2 separate regions of the Homo sapiens genome follow, and region 2 is linked to region 1. The links are chromatin loops, found by intact Hi-C in ENCODE. Cell type or tissue: Caco-2. All regions are shown on one strand.

Region 1 (8,000 bases):
CTCACTTCACAGCCAAAAAAAGTGTGGCAATGGGCTCATGTTCATGGCATTCACTGGTCTTACCATGTTCTCCATCATCCTGAAGCAACTGGCTTGAAAGAATGGTGAAAAGGCCTTTTGAAGTCACAGTTACAATACCAACTAGGTGACAATACTTTGCAGGGCCAGGGCAAAGTTCTCCAAAAGGCTATATATGCTCTGAATCTGTGTTCAATAATGGAGCTGTTTCTCCCATAGCCAGGATTCACTGGTCCAGGAACCAAGGGGTGGAAGTGGAAGTAGTACCACTCACCATCATCCAGGAGCAAAATTTTTGCTTCCTGTTTCTGCAACATTATATGCTGCTGCCCTGGAGGTCTTAGTTCCAGAGAGAGGAATGCTGCCACCAGGAGACACAGTGACTCCGTTGAACTGGAAGTGAAGATTGTCACTGACCATGGTGTATATGTGCCACATTTTCTTAATGCAGTCTATCATTGATGGACATTTGGGTTGGTTCCAAGTCTTTGCTATTGTGAATAGTGCTGCAATAAACATACATGTGCTTGTGTCTTTATAGTAGCATGATTTATAATCCTTTGGATATATACCCAGTAATGGGATTGCTGGGTCAAATGGTATTTCTAGTTCTAGATCCTTGAGGAATTGCCACACTGTCTTCCACAATGGTTGAACTAATTTACATACGCACCATGGAATACTATGCAGCCATAAGAAAGGATGAGTTCATGTCCTTTGCAGGAACATGGATGAAGCTGGAAACCATCATTCTCAGCAAACTATCACAAAGATAGAAAACCAAACACCATATGTTCTCACTCATAGGTGGGAATTGAACAATGAGAACACTTGGACACAAGGCGGGGAACATGACACACCGGGGCCTGTCAGGGGGTCGGGGGCCGGGGGAAGGATAGCATTAGGAGAAATATCTAATGTAAATGACGAGTTGATGGGTACAGTAAACGAACATGGCACATGTATACCAATGTATCAAACCTGCATGTTGTGCACATGTACCCTAGAACTTAAAGTATAATTAAAAAATAAATAAAAGTGTCAGCCCTCTGGGCCCAAGCCTGCAAGTATTCATCTAGATGGCCTGAAGTAACTGAAGAATCACAAAAGAAGTTAAAATGGCCTGTTCCTTCCTTAACTGATGACATTACCTTGTGAAATTCCTTCTCCTGGCTCATCCTGGCTCAAAAGCTCCCCCACTGAGCACTTTGTGACCCCCACCCCTGCCAGCCAGAGAACAACCCCCTTTGACTGTAATTTTCCACCACCTACCCAAATCCTATAAAACAGCCCCACCCCTATCTCCCTTCGCTGACTCACTTTTCGGACTCAGCCCGCCTGCAGCCAGGTGAAATAAACAGCCATGTTGCTCACACAAAGCCTGTTTGGTGGTCTCTTCACACGGGCGCGTGTGAAAAAAAGAATATCTTGGGGACTTGAGAATAGTGTTAGAACATGAAAAATGCTGGAGGGCCTTCTAAGTCAAAGAGTAATTTTGAACCTTATCCAAAATGGCAATGGTAAGCCACTAAAAGGCTGAATTGTGAGAGCTGATTGTTAACAGAATATCTGTGAGCCAGTTGTTAAACACAGCCATTATTAAAATTAAATTATATAAATTTGCAATTAAATAAATTAAAATGAAAACTAATAAATACCAACCCCCCACCCCACCACCACCAAAAATATATATATATATATATTTTTACTGACCACTTTGAGTTCCTCATACCTCTAAGTCAACGGATAAGAAGGGAGTTACAGTGCTGGCTGGGGTGATTGACCCAGACTATCAAGATGAAATCAAACTATTACTTCACAGTGGAGATAAGGAAGAGTATGTCTGGAATACAGGAGATCCCTTAGGACATCTCTTGGCATTACCCTGTAATTAAGGTCAATGGGAAACTACAACAACCCAATCCAGGCAGAGCTACAAATTGCCCAGATCCTTTAGGAATGATGGTTTGGGTCACTCCACCAGGTAAAAAACCACAACCAGCTGAGGTGCTTGCTGAAGACAAAGGGAATACAGAATGGGTAGTAGAAGAAAGTCATTATCAATACCAGCTATGACCATGTGAGCAGTTACAGACATGAGGACTGTAATCGTCATGAGTATTTCCTCCTTATTTTGCTAAGAATACATTGATGTGGCTGGGCACGGAGGCTCACGCCTGTAATCCCAGCACTTTAGGAGGCTGAGGCAGGCAGATCACAAGGTCAGGAGTTTGAGACCAGCCCAGCCAATATGGTGAAACCCCATCTCTACTAAAAATACAGAGAAAAAATTAACCAGGCATGGTGGTAGGCGCCTGTAGTCCCAGCTACTCTGGAGGCTGAGGCAAGAGAATCGCTTGAACCCATGAGGCAGAGGTTGCAGTGAGCTGAGATCACACCACTGCACTCCACCCTGGGCGACAGAGCAAGACTCCATCTCAAAAAAAAAAAAAAAAAAAAAAAAAAAAAAGAATACATTTGTGCACATATACACCTGTATTAAGCAAATAACTTTGCTTTATTTCCTTTCTCATTTCTTTATCTTGTAACATAAAGTTTATTGACTACATATCAGCATTTAAATGTTGTTAATTTTAGGTAATAGTATTTAAGGACTAGCAAGTTTTTGGTTGTATGAAGGATAGTTGTATTATGTTAGGTGGAATTATAACCTTGTTATTGGCTTTATTTGGAGATTAAGAATGATTTAAGGAGATGTCTATGGGTGCCAAGTTGACAAGGGGTGGGTGGACTAGTAATTGTTAATATTAGATGTCAACTTCACTGCACTGAGGAATACCTAGATGGCTGATGAAACATTGTTTCTGGGTATGTCTATAAAGGTGTTGCTAGAGGAGATTGACATTTGAGTTGGTGTACTGGGAGAGGAAGGCTTGCTCCCAGTGTGGGTGGGCACCATCCAACTGGTTGCCAGTGCACTGTCGACAAAAATAGTCAAACTGTAAAATATTTGAAGAGATTTATTCCGAGCCAAATATGAGTGACCACGGCCCATGACATAGCCCACAGGTGGCCCTAAGAACATGTGTCCAAGGTGGTCGGGGCACAGCTTGATTTTATACATTTTAAGGAGGGATGAGACATCAATCAAATACATTTAAGAAATACATTGGTTTGGTGCAGAAAGGTGGGACAACTCAAAGCGGCAGGGGATGTGAGGTGGGTGCTTACAGGCTATAGGTAAATTTAAATATTTCCTGGTTGACGGTTGAGTTTGCCTACCTGGGATGATAGAAAGGAAATGCAGGTTAAGATAAAAGATTGTGGAGACCAAGGTTCTTTTGAAGTCTTATAGTGGCTGCCATTAGAGACAATAAATGACAAGTATTTCCTGTTCAGACCTTTAAAAGGTGCTAGACTCTTAATCTCTTCAGGATTGGGAGGGCCTGGAAGAAAAAGATCTGGCTGTGTTAACAGAGAGTCTTTACAGATGCGAGTTTTCCCCAACAGATTGGAGGGCCATTTCAAAATATGGCAAAGAGGCATGTTTTGGGGTAAAACATTTTGACGTTCTTCTTTGTCACATAATGTTATGCCAGAGTCAGATTGGAAAGTAAGTCACGATATATAGGGTTAAATAAAACCTATCTGATGAGAATTTATGGTTTGTAGGGCATAACTCCCCAGACCCCTTTAGATAGCAATTTGGGCAAGATAAAAAAAAATCAGAGTATAGTCCTCAGTGGCTAGAACAAGACAGGTAGAAGAAGGGGGATAAGTTTGCTCGCTGAGTTTCCTTGTTCTTTCTTTTCCTTTGCTGGACACTTTGCTTCTTCTCCTCCTGCCCTTGGAAATCAGACTCCAGGTTCTTCAGACTTTGAACTCTTGCACTAGCAGTCTTGTATGGGCTCTCGGGGCCTTCAGCTGCAGATTGAAGGCTGCACTGTCAGCTTCCCTGGTTTTGAGGCTTTCAGACTTGGACTGAGCCACTACTGGCTTCTCTCTTTCCCCAGTCCGCAAATGGCCTGTCATGGGACTTCACCTTGTAATCATGTAAGCCAATTCTCCCTACTAAACTCCCTGTTATGTATACATATATCCTATTGGTTCTGTCCCTCTGGAGAACCCTGACTAATAACCTGAGGTGGTTGGAGGCTTTCCCTGGATGGAAAAAGTCATCTCCACCATCTTCCACTCACTGGATTACTTACCAATTCACTGTGCAGGAAATTTTGGTTTTCTGAATATGTCATGTTTCTTAGTACAGATTATGGGAGTTTTTCTGGATTCTACAATTTATAATACCACCATATTCCATGGCAATACAATTTTAAAAAAACAAGTAAGGGAAAATAAAAACTTGCTTAATTATATATTTTTAAAGACATTTTGAGGTGGGCAGATGAAAAAAACAAAAACTTCTGCACAAACAAATGTCTAGTAAGAACTTAGGAGGCCCTAAAATAAGTGACACACAATGAGACTCCATCTGCAATTAATATGCTGAGGTCATTCTCTGAATAATGTATTTTTTACAAGGATTTTGTTGACATTTAAGATAAATGAGGTTATTGGGGTCTTCTTTTGGGACTAAATTATCCTGGATTGCACGGTCACAGTGTAGAAGCAATACACTTAGCTCGGTTTTTTTGATTCTCCTCTCTTGAACTTTGTTTTGTGGGAATTCCGAAGTTGCTCTTGAGAGTTAAACTTTTTTTTTTTTCTCTTGCACAAGGGAATAAACCCAAGTACAGCCTTTGGGGCAAATAGTGGACTTTTTGTTCTCCCATTGAAGGCCTCTGGGATTGGTGGCTGATCAATCACTCCTGGTCCGATCCACAGACAAAAGCCCTTCTGATTGGCTGTCACTGGGTCAGGTTCCCACCCTGCCTTATCTCTGTCGCACCCTTGTAGGCTAACAATAAGACTGGGTGTAGGGCGTGTTAGTTTAGAGAGATAGTGTGGCTTAGACTGAGTCTGCCCGGTACCTGCTAAGGTCTGTATTTTACTCTAGTGATGTCAAGTGAGACAAGAGCTGGAAAAGCACTTTCCGAAGACAAAAGTTCTACGTATGGTGGAGGATACAGCAAACAAGAACGAATGCTGTCTATGGATAGGACTAGTGTGATTTTAGAAACTCATATGCTATAAGCTGAAGAATTTGAGGAAATCCTTTTTCAGGCTACTTTAATTGATGTCTTTGTGAACATAACTTTTACACGATGAGCATGCAAAAAGTGTGGGTTACTGCATCTAAGAATTGAGCTATATTAAGGTAAAAGGTTCACCTGGCTTACAAAATGATAGAGAAGAGTAGTTAGCTGATAAATGTGTAACTTTTGCATTTGCTAAGAAAGAATGCAGACTCCAAATAGAGCACATTTGAGATGTGCCCCAACCATTGTATTTAAAAGGGGAGGAAATCGAAATTCAAGAGGTTGAGAAACTTGTTTTATGCCACGTAGAAAGTTTGTGGCAGAACCATATTATAAACTCAGATCTTCGAACTCCTGGTTGCCATGAAAGGAGTACCAGCCCAGTTATCTGAGACCTGGATTCAAGTCCTGGCTGTACAGCTTACAGTGTGTCACAAAAGCTTTCTAATCCTACATTACAGAAATAAGTAATCTACTTTGTCTGCTTCCCAGGGTGGCTATAAGGATAATATTTACCAAAGTATTTTGCCAAGAGTTATATAAGTGCAGAGTTATGTTGCTTAATTCAAAGTATAATCATTTGATATCACCTATCTGATAAGGCCAACTTTGTAAACAATAAAATCATGGCAATGAAAACCTATTTTGTCATTTTCTTTTACCCCTTGGAGTCTGGCAATAGTACTGGCAGATGCTGTGTATAATAAAGCTGATTTATCAAAGAGTGTAATTTGTGAAATTCAAATGTACTTGTGACGACAGTTTGCTTTAAAAAATCTTGCTTTCAAAGAAAATATGCAAATAGACCATAATCCAAAATTAATGTTCTTCATTAATGTTTTTCATGTCATGGATAATGACTTTCCTTTTAAAATGATAAAGGAGGTAAATAATTTCTTGCTTGACAGAAAATATTCTGCATTACCAAATCACAAATTTTGCCCTGATTTCAGGTCCAGACTCAAATCAGTGTAAATTTTCCAGGACTTTACCACATTCATCATTGATGTCTATTCTAGTTCTTTGTAAACCCACCATAAGTTTATTGAAAAACTACTATAGAGTAATCCTTGTCCTTTTCAAACATTTAGATAGACAACATTTACCATGTCACTATTTTCACAGGCTTGGCAAAGATATGCTTTAGAATTGTAAGTATTGTCATACAGAGATTTATTGAGTTGAAATTCATATGATGTGAAATCAACCATTTTAAAGTGTACAATTCAGTGGCATTAAGTACATCACAATGTTAGGCAACCACATGTCTATAATTTCAAAACATTTTCATCTCCCCAAAAGAAATCCATTACCCATTAAACAGTCACTCTCCAATCTACTTTCCACCATCCCCCTGGAAATCACCTATCTCTTCTCTGTCTCTATGGATTTACCTATATGATCCCATCTTATTGGCTTATATTGTTATGTCTAGCAATTTCTTCTTTAACTTCATACTGGTTCTGAGAAAGATGGTCAGTTTGTATTTTCATTTGTGGCTACAAAATGGAAGTAGAATTAAAAAGATGGTAATTGACTTGCCACAGTCCACTCAGAGAGGCATTGGCTGACAGTCCCAGAAATGTAATAGACCATGACAGATTACTTGTGTACTCACCAAGGAGAGGATTACAGGTTAGCCTCTGTCTCCTTATTCAGACTAGCCAATATCAGAATGTGTTACTGAGTCCCTAGCTTGAATAGGATGGGTAACAATGTTCGTTCATTCATTCATTCATTCTTTCAACAAAGAATGAGTGCCTAGGATGTGTAAGTTCCTGGGCTATATATTACAGATGACTGTTGTGTGCATTGCAAATCACAGTTCCTAAAGGTAGATAGTTTTACAAGCACTCGTTCTTGTGAACCATGACATGTTAAATAAATATGTTCTTAGGGATCCTTTAATTCACACACTCACACACACACATACACGCACACGCATACACACTTGTTTGTTAACATTTGAAAATCAAAGCTCTTTTAGCTGGACTAGCGGTTTTCTTCCCTAAAAAGGCTTTGTGAATGTCTAGTAACACAACCTGAGTGTACACAGAGAACTCATTTCTTGTTCTTTCTGACCATAGATGGGTGCTCCTTAATGCCTGATTTAGTTGTTGATTGGACTAGTCAACCTGTTTAGGTACTGTTTAAAAGCCTCTTCATCAAGAGATCTGCAAATGTGGGTTTATAGAACTTCACCGTTGTCTCCGACTGAAACAGGGCCCTTGATGCCGTGATGTCTAGCCAGGCCTCTTCTGTATGTGTCACGCATGTGTGGGCATAAGATGTGATGTAAACAGAATGGTAGGTTTCAAAATGAGGAAAATGGGAGGACCTGGGCAGACCATTGGTGCTGCTGTAAAAAATCATTTTTGGCATGAATTTGGGTTTAATTTAACCCATTCTTTGTTAAAAGAAATCAAATTATTCAAGGAACTAGGACCTGGGAACCTCCGCCTCTCCCCTGAATATCATGGTCAGTCCGGGCCTTCATGATAACAAGTTTCAGGTTATTCTATTGAAACGCAAGGGACCAAAGAGTGTTTGTTATCTGTTGCCTTTCAAAGGCCTCTAAGCAGTGAAATACTATCTGAGAGAAAGAGACACAAGACCAGACTAGCAGGTGTTGATCCAAAAAGAGGTGAAAACATTCTCAGCACAAACTTACAGCCAGTGTGAATTTATTTTTGTGCCTCCAGGTAGGGAATGCCTAACAAATAGAATATTATCTACTTTTTAGTCTTATGGAAGATGTTTAAGAATTTTATGGTACGCATGCTGAAACAATTACATATCATAATATTGAATTCTATCATATAACAGAGGAAAGATAACACCAAGGTTAATATCAAAATTAATAAT
Region 2 (8,000 bases), 50 kb before region 1:
GTTTAGTACAGACGGTATTTCACCTTGTTGACCAGGATGGTCTCGATCTCTTGACCTTGTGATCCACCTGCCTTGACCTCCCAAAACTGCTGGCATTATAGGTGTGAGCCACCTCGCCCGGCCCACTCCCCCATTCTCTTTTGCCAGTCCTCCAGAAGAACATCTACTTCTCACTAGACTAGCACACTCTTTGTTCTCTAATGAATCACTAAGCATACTTTGCCTTATTTCCTCCAAAAGGGGATTAGCAATTCATCTTCATGAGTCTGAAATGGGCACAATATCTTCTTTTACTCTTCAATTTTGAACTGGGAATTTCCAGCCAAAAACCTTGAGAGGATGTTTGGAGGAGGAGGGCACAGAAAGGAGACCTCTGCCAAGGAAGAAGAATCTCTGGCCTTCGGCCTCCTGGAGGGGTCTCTAGGCTTATACATTTAAACTATGCAAAACCAGAATGGCCACCAGGAGGGAGGATTTAGAGCAGGAAGGACTGGGAAATTTTTAAGAAATAATCCTCTCCACATAATGAGATTATTGTACTCATAACGATGACTGAACATCTTCTAAGTGCTGTGCTCTGTGCTGTGCTGTTCAGATACAATGTCTCATTTAATTATCAAAATGACTTTCAAAAAACTAAAAATACAACTACCATTTAGCAATCCCACTACTGTGTATATACACAAATGGAAAGAAGGCATTACATCAAAAAGACACCTAGCTGTACCTGCATGTTTATTGCAGCATTGTTCACAACATTGATGGCAGCAGTGCCTATCTAGAGTGGCCGCTGCCAAGACCCTGGCTGCAGTAGGGAGGTGGGTTGGGCCTTCTGCTCCATGGAGCAGGCAAGAGCCTCGCCCTCCTGGGTCTCTGCAGTCAGTACCCTCAGGGGTCAAGAAGGCCCACCTGCCCTACCCCCATCTCCACAGGCTGGGGGTGTCTGCTCCTGCTGCCTGGCCTTTCCTTGCTTGTGGTGCCTGCTCCAATCTCAGAGCAGGGTTGGGGCCGAATTCGGGCACTTTCACAGCCTGGTTGGGTGTGCGCACACTTGGGGCAGTGCTGACATGCCAGCCCCCTGCTACCTCAGCCCCCTCTGGGCTTTGGGTGTCAAGGAGCACAGGAGGGGAAGCTGAGCAGGTGCTGAGGGCAGCTCGGCACTGGCCTACAAGTTCCCCTTGGTGCAAGCAGCCTGGGCACCATGGATGGCTGTAGGAGGTGGACAGGCTCCTGGGTGGAAGAAGGCAGGTCCCCAGTGAAGCCCCTCCTTCAGGCTCAGGGAAGGCCTGAAGCCTGGGGACCAGGCTGCCAGTCCTGCCTACCAGAGGAGGAACTCATAGTGCTTTTTCCTGGGACCGCCCATGGCTGCCCATGGACCAATCAGGATGCACTTCCCCGCACTGGGGCCCATAAGAGCCCCAGGCTCAGCCAGAGCAAGGCTGACAACAGGTCTACCAACTGCAGAGAGGAGCTATGCTTTCTGCTGATAGCTGGAGAAAGTTGGGACAACCAGAAGCAGAGAGGAGCTTCCTACCTCAGGGATGACCTGCCTGCAGAGAGGAGTAACCCACTCCAGGGCCTCCTTTCTGCTAAGAGCTGCATAGATCATGGGATGACTTGTCAGCAGAGAGGAGCCAGCCACCCCAGGACCTCCCTATCTCTACTGAGCTGTTTACTGCTCAGTAAGGCTCCTCTTCTTCTTGCTCACCTTCCACTTATCTGCATGCTTCATTCTTATTGGTTGCAGGACAAGAACTTGGGGCCTGCTGAATGGCAAGGCTAGAAGAGCTGTAACACAAACTGGGCTCAAACATGCCACTTGCTCACCACATTGCAGGAGAAGAGATGGGGAGAAGAGCTGCAGCCCTTCAGGGAGCCCAGACCTGGGAACTTCCTGAGCTGGGGCTGTGACTCCTTCTTTGGGGCCCTGCATTTCCTGGCATCTCTAAGCTTCCAGATGCCACTGCATTCCCCAGTGCCAGCTGGGGAAGCTGCTTGCAGTGTGCCTGGTCCAGCTGCAGCCTCGCAGAGAGCTGGCACCTGTGCTGGCACCTGGAGCTGCCTGCCCCACTGTACCAGCCAGCAGACTGTGCACAGTGGCCAGACCCCATGCTCTCTCCCTCACACACCCCTCACTGCTCCATGCCTGGCTTGCCCTTGGCAGGCGTGGGACCCAGGCTAGTAGTGTGAGTTGAGTACAGCCTGCCAGGCCAAGTGGGCAGAACAAGCTAAGCAGGCCCGAGCAAAAGTCAAGCAAAGGCACCACTGGCCACAGAGATTTCCAGCCAGAAAAGCAACACCCCAAAGATCCCATAACCATAGCAAAGGTATGGAATGAACCTAAGTGTCCATCAATGGAGAACTGGATAAAGAAAATGTGGTATATATGTACCATGGAATACTACTCAGCCATGAAAAGAACGAAATCATGTCTTTTGCAGCAACATGGATTGAACTGGAGGCCATTATCCTAAGTGAAATAACTCAGACACAGAAAGTCAAATACTGCTTCTCACAAGTGGGAGCTAAACAATGGGTACACATGGGTATACAGAGCAGAATAATAGACACATGGCACTCCAAAAGGTGAGAGGTGAGAGGGGCTAGGGCTCGAAAAATTACTTATTGAGTACAACGTTCATTATTTAGGAGATGGGTTCACTGAACAACTAGACTTCACCACTGTGGAATGTATGCATCTAAGAAATCTGCACTTGGCCGGGTGCGGAGGCTCACACCTATAATCCCAGCACTTTGGGGGGCCGAGGCAGGTGGATCACCTGAGGTCGGGAGTTCGAGACCAGTCTGGACAACATGGCAAAACCCTAAAATGTCTCTACTAAAAATACAAAAATTAGCTTGATGTGGTGGTGCGTGCCTGTAGTCCCAGATACTCAGGAAGGTGAGGCAGGAGAATCACTTGAACCCAGGAGGTGGAGGTTTCAGTGGGCCGAGATCACACCACTGCACTCCAGCCTAGGTAACAGGGCAAGACTCCATTTAAAAAAAAAAAAAGAAAAGAAAGAAAAAAATCTGCACTTGTACCTCCTAAATCTATAAAAATAAAAAATTAAGAAAAAACAGCTTTGAGGTAGTTCTATCATTACCACCATTTTGCAGATGAGGGGCTGTGGTGCAGAAAGCTGGACATGGGTTTCAGGTCACAGATCTTAGAGACTGCACAGCAAAGATTCAAATCCAGAGGAGTCTGTCTTCAGTCTGAGCTCTTGACCGCCATGTCTTACCAGTGGTCTGTCAATCTTGGCTTAAGTAAACAAATGCATTCTCTTTTCCTTCCTTCATCTCATCCTTCAGTGCCTACCAATGCCCCTCTCCTGATCTGAAAAACAGATCTGCTTTTCTGCCTGCTCCTCAGTCTATCCTCAAAGGCCTGGGCCAGCAGTGTGCATAGAGTCTGAAAAGGCATCACACAATGTGCCTTTGGCTCCCAGGTGGCAGCCCACTCACCTGGGCTGATGGCTCAGTGTGACTGGGATTTGGGTGTGATGGGGGATGAACCAATTTGGGGGGAATTAGTTGGCAGTGCCAGGCTACGATATTTGGGAGCTTACGAACAAGTGGGCCATGACAGTGTCTCTCACAGCTACGCTTGGAATAAAAGCAAGTGAGGAATGTGCTGAGTGTGCATTACCCAGCGTGGACGGAGCCCTCTCAGTCTACCCTCAAGGCCATTTTTTGTGCACACACACCCCACCCCCCACCCTCATGGGATTCAGGGCACTCTTGTCTCACCTACAACAGTTCTGTCATCACAAAATCTGCTACTAAGATTTTATTTGCAAGGCTTAGGTTTGGGACTTTCTGGGGCCAAAATATTTCTATCGTTTTTCACTTCTTAAAGGCTAGACAGAGCGGACTTCAAGCCTACTCTCTTGATCTGTTATTTTGCTCTTAGTGATCTGTTTAGGTTTTTCTCTGTGGGTAATTGTGCGATGTTTTAAAGATGCCTGAAGGCGTCTTGACCGTGACTTGATAGGGTCTGACTTCAGAGGGTCTCATAGTCTCCCTGAGTTCTTTAAAGGCTCTAGTAACTGGTAGAGTCTTAAAAATATGCAGCCATTTCTCCAAAGCTTGCCTATTGGTTTGGGAGCATTTTAAATGGCAGATGCTTTTGATCCACCTTTCTTCTGTCTCTGAGATGACTCCCACCCACTGCACGTGGTCTATGCACAGGTTATCAAACCGGAATTGACCTCCCCACAGAGAAGGGAGGTTAAAAAAAAAAAAAAAAAGACACGGAAATCCTCTTTCTTTTTATTGTTGTCCACTATTACTCACCTCATATAATAAACGGGCAGCTCTTTCTTTGGTCTTCCCCTTGAGGCTGCTGTATTTAAAAATCTAAAGAATGCAAAGAATGCTTACTGTGAACTATAAGAGTATCTTTCAGCCACAAATGCTCTTGCCACCTCTTAGCTTCCAGGCAAAGATACACTTGTAAGGGAAAGGCAGCCAGAAGTATGGGGGCCTGAGGTGGGGGTATATGTGGGGGCTGAGGGTTGATATTAATGGAGTTTGTTCTCCTTTTCTCCCTCAGACAGGCTTTATCATTTTCTGTCTTGAAAAATTACTAAGTAGCATTTGAAATAAACTCCCCCAGGGAAAATGACATGGATATTGTGAATTTTAAGTAAAAATCACTTTCTGCCTCTCTGCATGATTAATTCTTCTTCATATCTTCTTTTCCAAATATCGTGTTAAAAACAGTATTGCGTTTACATATAGTCTTAAATAACCATGGTTAATAGCAGAAGAAAGATAGTTCTTTGTCTGACTAAAGCAAGTAACTTTTTCAGTGCAAAGTATCAGTTGTAGGGCTGGAGACAGTGGAAGTTGCTGTTCTGCCCTCTGTTTCTAGAAAAATAAAGTTTTTCTGAGACTAAAAAGGAAGCAAAGGACACAATTCTGAAAGGAGGAAAGTTTTCCTATTGATGATTAGGACTTTAACTTTACCCTGGAAATAATGAGCTTGGTTCTTTCTTTTATCCTCAGGAAGACTTAAGAGATACCTTAAGTTTGTTTTGCCCCTTTCTTCTTTCAGAGATCCTGCACTTCACTATACTAATGCCAACGTGGGGAGAACTGGTTTCTTTACAACCCAGAGAGCCCAATGGAAAGTGGTATTCTTTGTCTCCGCAAAACTAAAATAACAAGTGTTTCTTGCAGGTAATAAGGCACAAGTGTAGGCCACACAGAAACGGTGACCCAATCTGGGCACAAATGGGACTCTTTGCCATTTTAGGATGTCGTGTTGGAATTTCAAAGAGCTGAAACCAAGGTCAGAGCTGGTCATATTTAGGAAACAATCCTCTAACAACCTTCGCTTTGCCTGACCTGTTTCACGTAGTATAGTCCAGATTCATTTGTTTCCACTTCCTTGCCTGGAATGCCTTCCTTTCCTTTAATGAGTTTGAGTCTGGTCCTTTCTTCCAATATGCTGCTCCAGTTTTACCTACTTGCAAAAGCCTTTCAAAGTTTCCAATTCCTAGTCTCGAGGGATTGCCTTTTTCTCTGGATTCCTATGCCCCTTGGATCTCTAGTTCATGCATTCAGCCAGTCATTCATGATGTTCCCTCTCTCTGGGATGCTCTTCTCCCAGGTCTTTGCATGGCTGGCTTCTTCTCACTCAACTGAAATGCCACTTTCAGTTTCCCTCACTACCATTCTAAAGTAGGAGCCTTTTCTGTATATTCAGAGACTGTTGAGTTGAGACAGATCTGAAGATGGAAGATACTAGATCCACACCCGTTAGTGTAAGAAACAGAGAAATTTCCTGGAAATTTCTGGTGGCTAAAATATGTGAGATGCAAATGTGTATTTTAAGGATGGTAGTTTAATGTGAATAAGCAGGAAAGACTGTGTGTTTAGCTCATATTAATCTCTGGGGTCTTCCCCTAGTTGTTCTCTGGATGAGGTTTCTTAGTATTGAGGATTGACAGAGGGTGTACCTAACCTGAAGAAGTAAGGAAAGTAAAACCTTAAATGCCAGTAAACATCATACAGTTTAGGTTGAAAAACTCTTGTAGCTCATTAAAAGGGTTCACAGGAAGGTTTCAAAAGCAGGGTATTGAACCAGAAATGTAGGTCTGGGGAAATGAAACCTAAGTGTAAGATAAATGGAAGTGAGAAGTAGAAATAGGAATTAGAAAGAAAGTAGTGTGAAAATGGAATAGCTATGGGAGAAAATTGTTTACAGTGCCATTGGGGTGCACATCCTACTTTTGTAAAGAAAAGTTTAAAATAACATCTTTATTAACATATAGTTCACATATCATATAATCACCCATTTAAAGTGCACAATTCAAAGGTTTTTAGTATATTCACAGATACATGTCACCATCACCACAGCCAAAATTAGAACATTTTTATCACCTCATAAAGAAGCCCCATATTTTTTAGCTACTACCCCCCATCCCTCCTATCTCCAGACAAACACTGAAGTGCCTTCTGTCTTTATGGATTTGCCTGTTCAGGATATTTCATGTAAATGGAATTATATAATACATAGTCTTTGTCTTATGTAATTTCCTTCTTTCCCTTAACATAATGTTTTCAAGGTTCATTCGTGTCAAAGCGTGTGGTAGTACTTCCTCTTTTTTTTTCTTTTTTTTTTTTTTTTTGAGACAGAGTCTCACTTTGTCGCCCAGGCTAGAGTGCAGTGGCATGATCTCAGCTCACTGCAACCTCCGCCTCCCGGGTTCAAGCAATTCTCCTGCCTCAGCCTCCCGAGTAGCTAGCATTACAGGCCTGCTCCACCATGCCAGGCTAATTTTTTGTATTTTTAGCAAAGACGGGGTTTCACCATGCTGGCCAGGCTGGTCTCTAACTGCTGACCTCGTGATCCACCCACCTCGGCCTCCCAAAGTGCTGGGATTACAGGCATGAGCCACTGCGCCTGGCTGCAGTACTTCCTTTTTATGGCCAAATAATGTTTCATCGTATGGATGGATGTATAATGTTTTGTTTGGTCATTGATCAGTTGATAGACATTTGGGTTGTTTCTACCTTTTGGCTATTATGAATAATGCTGGTATAAATATTCATGTATGGGTTTTTGTGTGGATGTATGTTTTCATCTTCCCTGGTAGATATCTAGGAGTAAAATTTTGAGTCACATGGTAACTCTATGCTTAACCTTCTGAGGAGCTGCCAGACTGTTTTACACAGTAGCTGCACCATTTTCCATTCTCACCAGCAGTCTGTAAGGATTCTGATTTTTCCACATCCTTGTCAACACTTGCTCTTATCTAACTTTTTGAGTATAGATATCCTGGTGGGTGTGAAATGGCATCGTGTTGTCGTTTTGGTTTTGATTTCTCTGATGACTAATGACATCAAGCATACTTTTATACATTTATGACTTCTTTGGAGAAATGTTTATTCAAATCTTTTACCCAATTTTTAAAATTAGGCTTTTATTATTTTTATTATAGAATTATATGAGTTCTTTATATATTTTAGATGTAAGTCTCCTATCAGATATATGATTTCAATTTTTTTCTCTCATTCTGTGGATTGTCTTTTTACTTTCTTGACCATATTCTTTGAAGCAGAAAAGCTTTAATTTTGATGAAGTCTATTGTTTTGGACTATTTTTTCTTTTTCTGCTCATGCTTTTGGTGTCATAACTAAGAATGTATTACCAACTGCAAGATCACAAAAATTTACCTCCATATTTTATTCTAAGAGTTGTATTGTTTTCACTCATATATTTAGGTGTTTGACTCCCATTGAGTTAATTTCTATATATAGTGTAAGTTAGAGGTTCGATTTCATTCTTTGGCATGTGGCTACCTTGTTGTTCCAGCATCCTTTGTTGAAAAGATCGTTCTTTTCTCTTTAAAAAGCTTGGAACGCTTGTCAAAAATCAGTGCACCATAGGCAGATGGATTTAATTCTAGATTCTTGATTCTATTCCATTTCTCTGTATGTTTGTCCTTATGACAGTGCCACACTGTCTTGATTACTGTTGATTTGTA

What was found. Hi-C counts contacts between places; a loop is a spot of excess contacts. Peaks named below come from ENCODE experiments on the same cell type or tissue, not always from the same donor. Only the 100,000 strongest peaks of a DNase experiment are listed, where the experiment ranks them.
Region 2: it touches region 1 in a loop (2.0-fold over the local background); 2 of 110 quality-filtered maps call a loop at or near these places.

Annotation. Positions count from the first base shown.
Region 1 is chr13:79,857,077-79,865,076 of GRCh38, forward strand. No RefSeq gene overlaps it. Among named protein-coding and RNA genes, the nearest start is that of LINC00382, 12 kb to the right of the region's middle. In Caco-2, no CTCF peak of the experiment used is centred here; DNase peaks (open chromatin) are centred at 3,905 and 4,845.
Region 2 is chr13:79,806,583-79,814,582 of GRCh38, forward strand. No RefSeq gene overlaps it. Among named protein-coding and RNA genes, the nearest start is that of LINC01038, 6.2 kb to the left of the region's middle. RefSeq lists enhancers at 597-1,573, 1,574-2,549. In Caco-2, no CTCF peak of the experiment used is centred here; a DNase peak (open chromatin) is centred at 4,189.